2 separate regions of the Homo sapiens genome follow, and region 1 is linked to region 2. Evidence: chromatin contacts called from ENCODE Hi-C data. All regions are on one chromosome and are shown on one strand. The core of a region is the stretch at or near the end of the contact, and the rest is flanking DNA. Distances in the headings are between cores, read along the strand shown. Region 1 overlaps TMEM164 (transmembrane protein 164). Region 2 holds the start of ACSL4 (acyl-CoA synthetase long chain family member 4).

What was found. A loop is a pair of places that touch in the nucleus more often than their neighbours do. Pooled maps may share reads with other maps.
Region 1: a pooled map shows a loop between it and region 2 (7-fold over the local background). The contact joins the enhancer-like site here to the promoter of ACSL4 in region 2. A Hi-C loop is called at or near these places in 5 of 50 pooled maps.

The regions. Positions count from the first base shown.
Region 1 is chrX:110,085,833-110,091,431 of GRCh38, forward strand. The region is part of intron 3 of TMEM164 (transmembrane protein 164); the gene reads left to right. Among named protein-coding and RNA genes, the nearest start is that of MIR3978, 6.5 kb to the left of the region's middle. Within about 2 kb of position 1,324, at least 10 of the 41 ENCODE cell types and tissues checked have a DNase peak (open chromatin) inside an H3K27ac peak, as active enhancers do.
Region 2 is chrX:109,731,549-109,737,210 of GRCh38, forward strand. ACSL4 (acyl-CoA synthetase long chain family member 4) reads right to left here and starts at 1,709. Exons shown (of 16, transcript NM_001318510.2): 1 at 1,591-1,709. LOC105373311 (a long non-coding RNA gene) reads left to right here and starts at 963. Exons shown (of 1, transcript NR_158569.1): 1 at 963-3,410. RefSeq lists enhancers at 1,072-1,121, 1,182-1,321 and silencers at 1,444-1,564, 1,662-1,971.

The sequences.
Region 1 (5,599 bases), core at 74-2,573, 350 kb after region 2:
TGCCATTTCTGCCCTTTTGATTTTGGGGAATTAGAGTCTCCATGTGAATGTAGACCAGTTTTGAGAATTGCTGATTTCCTCTGCAAGTAGTAACCACGTAGTCCAAATGGATGTCCGGTTTGCCAGTTTCTAGATGAACTCTTGGCTTCTAAGCCATGAGGCTGACAGTTGTGGAAGGACTCAATGTTTCCTATCTTCTTTTAGGTTTCTGTGGGCTGCTGCATGAATTGGCCAGATTGTTTTTTCTCATTTCAGTATTAGGCTTATTGTTAATGGAGATTTCTCCCAGATCCTGGTAATAAGTTGGCCATCAGTTTAAGTTTTCAGTGTTTGGGGAATTTTATCTTTTTCTATATCTTGATAGGTATTTGAGTGGGAAATTGAGAGAGGCTATGTTAGTGATTGCTAGCCAAGTGCTATTTTAAAGTAGAAATCCAGTGTATATTTTAGATTAGAGCAGAGATTGGCAACCATTTCCTGTAAAGGGCCAGAGAGTAAATATTTTAGACTTTGCAAGCCATATGATCTCTGTGTTTTAACTATTTAACTGTTGTTGGAGCATGAAAGCATCACAGAAAAATGCAAACAAATTAGTGTGGTTGTGTTCAAATAAAACTTTATTTACATAAACAGGAGGACCAGATGAAAAAGTTCTGGAGATAGCTGGCAGTCATGGTTACACAACAGTGTGAATGTACTTAATGGCACTGAACTGTACACTTAAAAGCAGTTAAGTTGGAAAAAATTTTATATATATATGTATATATGTGTATATATGTATATATGTGTATATATGTATATATGTGTATATATATGTATATATATATGTGTGTGTGTATATATGTGTGTGTGTGTGTATATATATAAAATCATGCCAATAAAGAAGCCAAAACAGAAAAACCATATTTTGCTGACTCTGAGTTTAGAGGAATTAGATCTAGCATAGGCAGAGAGAGAGAGGAAGAAATTACATATGTACAGTAGGACAGTGACTCTGTTAATAAGCTAGAAGGCAGTGGGAGACATTTGAGTATTTAAGAGGAATACCATAATGGGGATGGTGAGATCTTGGAAAGCTACAATTCATCCTAGTGATGTCATCTTATGATCTTTACAGATGGAGATACACAAGAGTTCACATTCACATTCTTTGACATAAGGATCAGAGTAGGGCTTTTCTACTTCTCTAGAGGCTTGAGAAACCTCTGCAGCTGTCAGAAGTGTTCATATCAGAAACAAAAGCTAACCAGTCATTTCTTTTTGCTTGTAGTACAAATGGTGACTAGTGATGCTTCTGGTAGTTGATCTGAGCTCTTCCCAGGACTAGAAGATCCTAGCATTTTAGTTATTAACCACAGCACACTTACTCAATAAAAGAGCAGTCATCAGTCTGAGTCAACTGTTTATACAGCCTCCAGCCTAAGATTCTTCCTTATCAGCTAGAGACCTGGGCTTAAGAATTTCACAATGGGCTGGGAGCCTCTTAGAGAAACTAGCCTTTTGAGACTTTCTCTGAGTTGGGCTCTCTTGTTTGTTGTTGTTGTTTTTGAAACTGTCTCACTCTGTTGCCCAGGCTGGAGTGCAGTGGCGTGATCATGGCTCACTGTAGCCTCGACCTCTGAGTTGGGATATCTTGAAGGAATACATGAAGGAAAAGGGAACAGAGATTAAGGTTTTCCAGGCTTTGGGTTGTAATCAGACAGTTTAGCTGTATTCTGAACACCCAGCACTTAATGTGCTTGGTTATCCATGTGTATGTATCAAGGGTGGGGGAACTCATGGAGTGAGTCACTGAGTGGTATGGTTTAAATGGCAGGAAACTCTTCCCTCACCCCGCCTTGGGTAAGAAAAGGGCATAGCAGAGCGCTGACACACATCCCTCTGCTCCAGAAAGTGTACAGTACCCCTCTGCTCCCCACTGAAACCCTAAAGTTGTTCATCTTCATGTGTGCCAGGAAAGGAGTGGATCTGTGATGCAAATAGGATTATTTGGTCATATCTGCTGACTCAGTCTAAAGAAGCTTTTGAAGGGGATGAGATGAAATTTCATCTATGCTGCAGAGAGCAGGAGGTGCATTGCTGGATGGAGAGAGGACTGTAGGCTGCATGTGAGCCAAGGTAGACGAGGGAAGCATGGGGGTGGGCATGAGGAACTGGGGCAGCCTGACACGTGATCTTGGCATTGCAAAACTGATATCCTGTTGGCCTTTGGGCCACATGATATGATGACAGTGCAGTATCCCCATGGCCCTTTCTTTTTCTAGATTTCATTTATGATACTCTCAGATTTTTAAATAGCATGACTTTCCCCAGGGAGAAATTCAGACCTCAGGTCTCTAGGACTGCTCTGAGGTCATGAGATAGACTCAGTTTGAACCTGTTGAGTTTAAATGTCTTGGAATGATTTTAGCATCTCAGTACCCCCTTTCCCAGTGCTCATCTGGTCAGCTGCTCTGGAACCTGAGGGATTCTAAACTGAGACTTAGTTTGGGGTCATATGCAGTTAAAAAGGGACAGTCTTTTGGCACCTTCACCTCGGAGGTGGCTGCTTTTTGGCTTAGCGTTGGACTCATCACTGAAAAAGATAGTTGAGAGGTTGTTTTTGACCTGAGCAGCCTTATTAAGACTCAGTTATTGGCAAAGGAGAGAAGGCTCTGCTTATAAATGTTGCAGATTTAAAGGGGAAAGAGGAAACCACAGTAAGTAAAGAGCGATTCAGGGAGACCAGTTTCTCTTTTTTATTCAGAATGCTGCTCAGGTATCTGCTTTCCTAGGAGCCACCTTATTGTCAGGTTCTGCCTTCGGTTTATGTGTATTCTTCCCTTAATTCTTAGAAGAGGGAAGATGCTTTGGGGTTGTTCACAGGTTCCCATTCGACATAAAATAGAAGCTGCCTACCTTTACATATACTCAGTTTTATCTTCTCCAAGTCTCCCAGAAGTTCTCTTTGAAAGTTCCTAGAGCAGGGACTGCTTTTATTTTTTTTCCTTCTCCTAGGCTTTAAGCATGTATTTAGATGTATGTCACCATTGGGTAAAAGAAAGGCTAAAGATTCAGATAACTTTTCCCATCTGTGGAAACATGGAAAGCAGTACTCAGCAGAGGAATGAGGACTGATTATTTTGGGCCTCTTTTTACTTTATCCAAGTGAAGAATCTACTGTGCTATATATTTGTCAAAAGCAATTCCAAAGGGCAGGGGTTGGGGGAAAGCAGTACGGCATAATAAGATTTGGGCAAGTTAGATAGGAGCTGTGCAGTTGGTAATGAAGAAGCAGAACTGTTTCTTTCTCATTATAAAAGTAATCCATGCTAATTGTAAGGAAAAGAAATAAAATATTATAGAAAGCAATAAAGAATACAATAATAATAACTGATAATTCCTGTTAATATGTTGGTATAATTTCTTCTTAGTTTTCTGTAGGTATAGATTTCGGCTCACTGCAACCTCTGCCACCCAGGTTCAAGCGATTCTCCTGCCTCAGCTTCCCGAGTAGCTGAGATTACAGGCACTGCCACCACACCCGGCTAATTTTTGTATTTTTAGTAGAGACAGGGTTTCACCATATTGGTCAGGCTGGTCTTGAACTCCTGACCTCATGATCCACCCACCTCAGCCTCCCAAAGTGCTGGGATTACAGGCGTGAGCCACCATTTTTAGAAACAAAATAAAGATCATTCTACATATGATACTTTGTAATATTTAAAATATAACGGGATTGTTTACCCATCTAATTAAGTATTCTTAACATGATTTCTGATGGCTACATAGTATTCCATTGTTTGGATGAACATAATATAATGTATTTAAACACTGTTCTGTTCAATTCAGCATTTGATTTATCGGGTAGACATGTTTTGAAGGGATCTTGAATAGTACAGTGGAATTAGAGTTATAGTTGCGGTTCTGCTTAATTCTTAGCTCTGTGATCCTGAGCATAGATTAAAGTCTTAGCTTCCATTTCCTCATTTGTAAAAGAATGCTATTAATAGTAATGACCCTCCTGAGTAAAAATGGTTAGATGACATGACCCATGTAAATTTCTTAGCATGAAATCTAACATATACCAGGAACTCAATAATTGTTAGTAGTAGCGTATAGCATTATCCTTGTCTTGACACTTTGTCATCTGTGTACTCACTGTTAGAATTTGGGTCTCAAGGAAAGAAAATTGCTTTCATTTAGATAAGTAAAATTTCAGAATGAAAATTGCCTTTAGATAGGTAGCCTCTTTTACCAGTTGAGTACCTTCCAGATAGGGGCATTTGCCAACTTCCTGAATTTCACAGGGAAAAAAAAAATTCTGCAGTCTCTGTGGTTGTGCGGCCCCATTTGGTTCAGAACAAGGAAGTGGGAAACCACCAGCTGCAACCAGGGAATTATCTTTGTGTCCGCAGGCAAAGCCAGCCAAGCCCCCCTGTTCTACTTATCTTTTTTTTTTTCTTTACTTGCTTGTTTTTTATGTTCTTTTAGTCTGAATTTTTTTTTTTTTGAGCAGAGTCTTGCTCTGTTGCCCAGGCTAGAGTGTAGTGGCACAATCTCGGCTCACTGCAACCTCTACCTCCTGGGTTCCAGCGATTCTCCTACCTCGGCCTCCTGAGTAGCTGGGACTTCAGGCACATGCCACCACACTCGGCTAATTTTTTGTATTTATTTATTTTTTTAGTAGAGGTGGGGTTTCACCATATTAACCAGGATGGTCTTGATCTCCTGACTTTGTGATCCGCCTGTCTCAGCCTCTCAAAATGCTGGGATTACAGGCGTGAGCCACTGCACCTGGCCTGGAAATTTTTAAACATACGGAAAAGTGAATAGCGCAGTACATAGAATACTTGTATAGCTTCTGCTTAGTCTCAGCAGTTGTCCTACTTTCTTTATTTTTATTTTTTATTATACTTTAAGTTCTAGGGTACATGTGCACAACATGCAGGTTTGTTACATATGTATACATGTGCCATGTTGGTGTGCTGCACCCATTAACTTGTCATTTACATTAGGTATATCTCCTAATGCTATCCCTCCCCCAGCCCCCCACCCCATGACAGGCCCGGCGTGTGATGTTCCCCTTCCTGTGTCCAAGTGTTCTCATTGTTCAATTCCCACCTATGAATGAGAACATGCAGTATTTGGTTTTCTGTCCTTGCGATAGTTTGTGGAGAATGATGGTTTCCAGCTTCATCCATGTCCCTACAAAGGACATGAACTCATCCTTTTTTATGGCTGCATAGTATTCCATGGTGTATATGTGCCACATTTTCTTAATCCAGTCTATCATTGATGGACATTTGGGTTGGTTCCAAGTCTTTGCTATTGTGAATAGTGCCACAATAAACATACATGTGCATGTGTCTTTATAGCAGCATGATTTATAATCCTTTGGGTATACACCCAGTAATGGGATGACTGGCTCAAATGGTATTTCTAGTTCTATATCCTTGAGGAATCGCCACACAGTCTTCCGCAATGGTTGAACTAGTTTACAGTCCCAACAACAGTGTAAAAGTGTTCCTATTTCTCCACATCCTCTCCAGCACCTGTTGTTTCCTGACTTTTTAATGATCGCCATTCTAACTGGTGTGAGATGGTATCTCACTGTGGT
Region 2 (5,662 bases), core at 459-2,958:
CACTTGTGTTTTTAAATAGGGGGTTTTCCAAAAAAAAAAAAAAACCCACAAAATTGAATTTACTCAAGCTTTCAATTGCTGTATTACACCTTCCATGGATTTTTAGTTGTCAAATTATTTCTTATAGCAGGACAATAAGGTACTTTATTCTAAGGTACAAGTATACTAACAGTTTAATGTTTCATCCCCCACCTAAATGGCAGAGAGTGTTAATTCTAACAGGAGTCTTACATGTCTTACACTTTAGCAGTTTCAATCAAAAGATGAGCTATTTTACAATTTAAGGAAGAGGCCTTACACTGTTAAAATCTTGACCGATATGCTCAATGGCAGTACCATCATTGAATCTCCACCTGCTGCCTTACGTATCAAGAACATTTAAAAGTCTTTCTTGTTAGAGACAAAATAAAAGAAAAACTAAGGTGACAAGCGACTATGAGAAATAAGGCTTTAATCAGGTTAAATTTGCATTATGCAGCCTGCATGAATTTAGAGGTCCTAGAATCAAAACACTAGAAGGAACCTTTGATATGCTCTAGTTCAACAGACTGATTTTTGCAGAAGAGGAAACTGAAGCGCTGATGAGACCATTAACTGATAAAGCAAACCGCTTACTTTTTCAAAGGGATTCATTTCAATGCCATTTTACCCTTATTTTGCATCTCACTGTTGTTTCTCAGAGCGACGATTGACCTTTTTTTAGGTGAAAAGAGCGAATAGAGCGTATTAATTTCAAGAGGGTGAAAAATGCCTTTGAAGGAGGAGATGCTGGAGTGAAGAGGAGAAATGACGTCTTATTTAAAATATGTAACCCCTTGATGGGGTTAGACAATGAATCATATTCTCCTAGATTTTTCTATGTCTATAGACATCAGCCACAGTTCTTTCAGGCACTCAAACGAGAGGAAGAGGAAGTGAATAAAGCTCATACTAAATATATAGCACCCACTGAAGGCAGGGATGTAGACAGAAAGAACGGGGGTGGGGGAAGGAAGGAAAGCACGCTTCGCCAGGATCCAGCTGTTTTCTAACAAACCTAAGCCTACGGAAGCTAGGAAGATATCGGAAGCAAGGAAGATATCGGAAGCGACGGCATCCCTCAAATTCGAGAGGGCGGATGCCTCTAGGGCTAGAGAGGCTCCCTAGCCCTCAGTTACAGAGCGACTGGGAGGGGACAAAATGGAGTTGAGGTTTAGGGGCACCCTAAAGGTCGTTTGGAGGTCTAGCAAGCACTTCATGGTCTCCTCCGGAAAGGGCCGTGGCAAAGCCTAGTACCCCGATCAGGAAGATGACTTCTGGCCCTCGGGATGCGGTGAGCGGCAGGAAGAGGCAGGCTGGGGTTCCGAGGACCCCAGAGTCCATCACAGGAGCAGATACAGTGACCTCGGGAATCTTCCCGGCCCCAGCGGAGGCGAGCGGATAGATAGCCCTGGCTCAAGGAAAAAAGCGAGCCGACTCCAGGAGCTGGAATGCCCACCCAACCTCCTCCCGGCTCAGGTGAGGTACGCCAGTCCCCCTCTGGAAATGGGGCCCTGGTACCGACAGGGCAGGGGTGCCGGGGCCGCAACCTCCCCATCCAGGGATACTCACCGGAGGGGCGGCCCACCGCGTCTTCGCAGCCGGCCGGCGCCTGGCACTCGGAAAGCTCGCAAAAAGGAACCGCGTGCCCGCTAGCGCTGGGACGAGGAGGAGCGCGCGGCGGAGGCCAGAGAAAAAGCCGCAGCGGCGCGCGCGCACCCGGACAGCCGGCGGAGGCGGGACTCAGCGCGAGCCCGGAAAAGACGCGCCCGGAGGGGCGGGCGGAGCGGGGGCGCGCGGTGGTGTGGCAGAGCCAGCCGAATCGCTGGCTGCAGACGGCTCGGCCCACCCACGCGCCCGCCCCCGCTCGCCCGGGACGTCAGTCGAAAAGGCGGAGCCGAACGGGCTTCCCGGGGCGCGGGAGGGGCGCTGCGAGGAAGGCGAGGCGGCTAACGGCTCGCCTCAAGTTGTTGCTCCCGCTGGCGATCCGCTTCTGTCAGTCTCGCTGCTGGTGTCGTTGAGTGTGTTTCGGGATGTCCTTGCGCCTAACAGCAGTGAGGCGCAGAATTGGCCCACGCCCTCACCTGCGGCTTGCTTCGCAGGACTCCACCCCAGGATAAAAGTTCCCCTCGGGTCATCTTCCAGCTGCCCTCAAAAGACACTCATTTTTGGGTTTCACTGCTCCTCTTTAAGAGAGCTATCTTGAACACTTTGACTAAAAGCATCTTGCTCCTGTAAGCCTGAACTAATGCCTCTCATCCGTTTATCTTGCCTCTTACTGCGTTAAGATCCCCGCTCACTCCCACTGATGAAATATCACAAGGACGCAGGATTTTCACGTTGTCTTTCATTTCCACGATGGTATCATGGCAAAAAAACCCCCAACTGATAAGGAAAAGTCACCGCAGCTTTGTGACATCTTACTAGCCCTGATCATTGCTTATAAGCCGGTCATACGAATGCTGTTCCAACAGATGCAAGAAATTGCTATTAAAATTAAAATGCCAGCGAACTATCTGAGGGCTTCAAAAGGGACAGACCATAATTGCAAATGAGGCCTGATAAACTGCCAAGAATATATCACCCAAAAAAATAAATCTCAAGAATTCTTCCAGTTCCCTGATGCGTAATGGTGAACTAGCTTCCTGTTCCTGATGGTAATTGACATTTCACTTCACTTGCTGATTTCCATTTTCCCATAGAATTACCATTTGTGCTTGTGTGTGTGTATATATATATGTATATATAAAATGCCTTACCACCTGAGATTACAAGCTAGAGTAGTTCTTCAGTGTGCATCACAATTATCTGGGGTGCTTGTTGAAATGTAGGTACCTGGAGCTACAACCCCCAGGTATTTTGATTCTGATCTGGGTAGGGATAAGAAATTTGAATTTTTAATAAGCAGCCCAGGTGACACTAAAAGTGGTTAGCTGAGAGCACAGAGCTATAGTTTTTGTGTTACTACTCTAAAGCCATATTACCAATTCAATTTCCAAGAAACCCACCCACTTACATATAATATACCTATAAATATTGCTAAGACAGTCATGTAGCTTCCTTTTTCAAGATTGACCTACAAAGTTCAGTACTTCAAACAACGAGTTTAATTGTCATGTTTATTTTATGAAATCTTGTTTTAATACCAGAAATAAGCAATCATATGTCAGGTACGTAATTCACTGGGTAACTATGATGTACAGAGCACTATCACCTACAGTTGGGTTAACACAAATGAAATTGAAGAAATGAATATCGCTGTTCTCAATAAAGTTAGTGTCTAGTTGTGGAATTAAAATATAGATATAATACAAACCCAGTGTAGCACATAAATCAGTGTGCTGGATGAAGATGAAAAAGAACTTGTAATTAAAGAGTACTTTTGCCAGTTTCCTTTATTGTCGGTCTCTTAGCCCAGACATTTTCAATTAGGTAATTTCCTCTGAACAGAGTCTTCAGCTTACTGAAGTTCCTCCAGCTCTACAAGATATAAAGGAAAGAAATCACTATAGCCTGAAACTATCCGTTTTTTGGTATACAAATGTGTGTATGATATACATATAGATATGTTTATCAGACCAAGAAACTACTTGGATTTTCAAGATCTCTTATTACTTAAGCTATTCATTAGTGTGTACAGTTCTGGCTGTCTTCATCACCTACCACATCTCACCTTCTTCCACATTTAACTGCACCCAAGTTGAAGAGGAAAGAAGAACTATACCTCCAAAAAGGAAACCAAGTATAACCACGCTATTTCCAGCTTTCCTTTTTCGGAGTCAAAACAAACCTTGCTTAATTTCTTGTCATCAGAAACCTTCCAGAAATTACTGCCCAGGAGCAAAATATTTCCCAAGCAGCTGTCTGACATTTTAAAGAGAACATTTGCAACGTTGTTTATTAGTTAGGAAGATAGGGTATTATTATCCCTATTTCACAGATGAAGAAATAGATGCAGGTTAAGTGTCTTGTCCAGTCACACAACTAAGTAGTAACAGAGCCTGAATTTCCTACTACACTGCTTATGACTCCTAGACCAGGGTGCTTGCCGCTACATTAAGCTGCCTCTGTAATGAGTCCTACCCAGAACTACCAACCCAATTAGAAATGGAGTAGATAAACGTATGGAAATGGAAGAGTTAGGAAAATGTACAATGCAATTGACAGATTCAAAATGCAATGTAATAAGTACTAAAAGCATGAGAATTAGTCTGTTAGAAGCTAAACAGAATTTAAAGGACAGCTCTGTTAACAGGCACTGATATTTAGGCCTTGCCTATTTTATTATTCTGTAACAAGAAGCTGAAACAGATAGCCAGGCTGCTCTTGGCATTAGTTATTTATGGAAGGGCAGAAAACAACTGTTCTTCATTGACTGTGTAACAAGCCTTTGCGTGTTAAACTTCACGGGTTTGTAGAATAATAATAATTTTCTCCTGTGGTCTAAATACAAGCAGCAGGGCTTCATAATAATATTTGCATTGACAAGTTGTGTTAGATTTTGTCATTAACAAACCTTATTTTTTGCAGACCCAACAACCAGGCCAAATATTGTCTTTAGTGGCTTGTGTTAAACAACCGGTGAAATCAGAAACCTACGTAGATGATCATCTCACTGTGAACATAAATAATAACCTAAGCCACTCCTTTCAAAAATGATCAAAGGCATAGTAGCTACATCTAAATGTTATTTTTGAGAAATGATTTGTTTTTTCAAAATAACTATTTCTTTTCATTCTGGCACATTTTTCAGGTTTTTAAATTAATGGAAACACCAAAACAAATAGACATCTAGTGCACCCAGATAGGAAGACACAGTATTGCATGGAGTCAAGTTTTTCCAAATTAATCCGTCAAGACAGTGTGGTCCACATCAAAATCACAGCAGGATTTTAATGGAACTTAATTTCGGTTTCTCTCATGAAACTCATTTGTCCTTTTTAAAGATAACTACAACACCCTCTAAATAAAATCCTCCACAGTTATCCTTGAAATTGTTTGTGTGACCTTCCCATAAAGAATCAAAAATAACAAAATATTTTTATTATCCATAAGGCCATGAGTATGTGAAAAATCTATTGTGGTTGTCATTGAATCTGTAAGAAAGTTGCCTTTGGTATATTTTTGCCCACTCTCTGTAGTGATTCTAGCCTAGTAATATTACAAAAAAAGATAGGTCATCAATTTCATAACTTGCCTTAAATCTCTTTTTATTATGCTTTCCCTTTAACATACAAAAAGCTTCCAATATGTCCTATTCTTAAAAGACCAGTAAAATAACAAAATTTTAAAATGTCCCTTACTCAAAATCTTCGACTATTAGTGCTGGGAAGCCACTTAGATGCAGAGTAGCACGATGGAAACCATATGGGTTTGGACTTAAGCCAACCACCCTAGACCAAGTTATATAACATTTTCCTGAGCCTCAGCCTCTTCTGTAAATTGGGGATAATAATGGTACCTCATTCATAAGACTCTTCTGAGGGAGGATTAAATGAAATCATGCCTATAAAATTCCTGATTTATGGCAAGTGTGTATAAAATGATGGCTATTAATCACCAAGTTCAACCTCTTCATTTCACAGATGAGAAAAAGGAAGCTAGAACCAGAACAATCTTTCTCCAGATTCTCCTATTCAGTAAC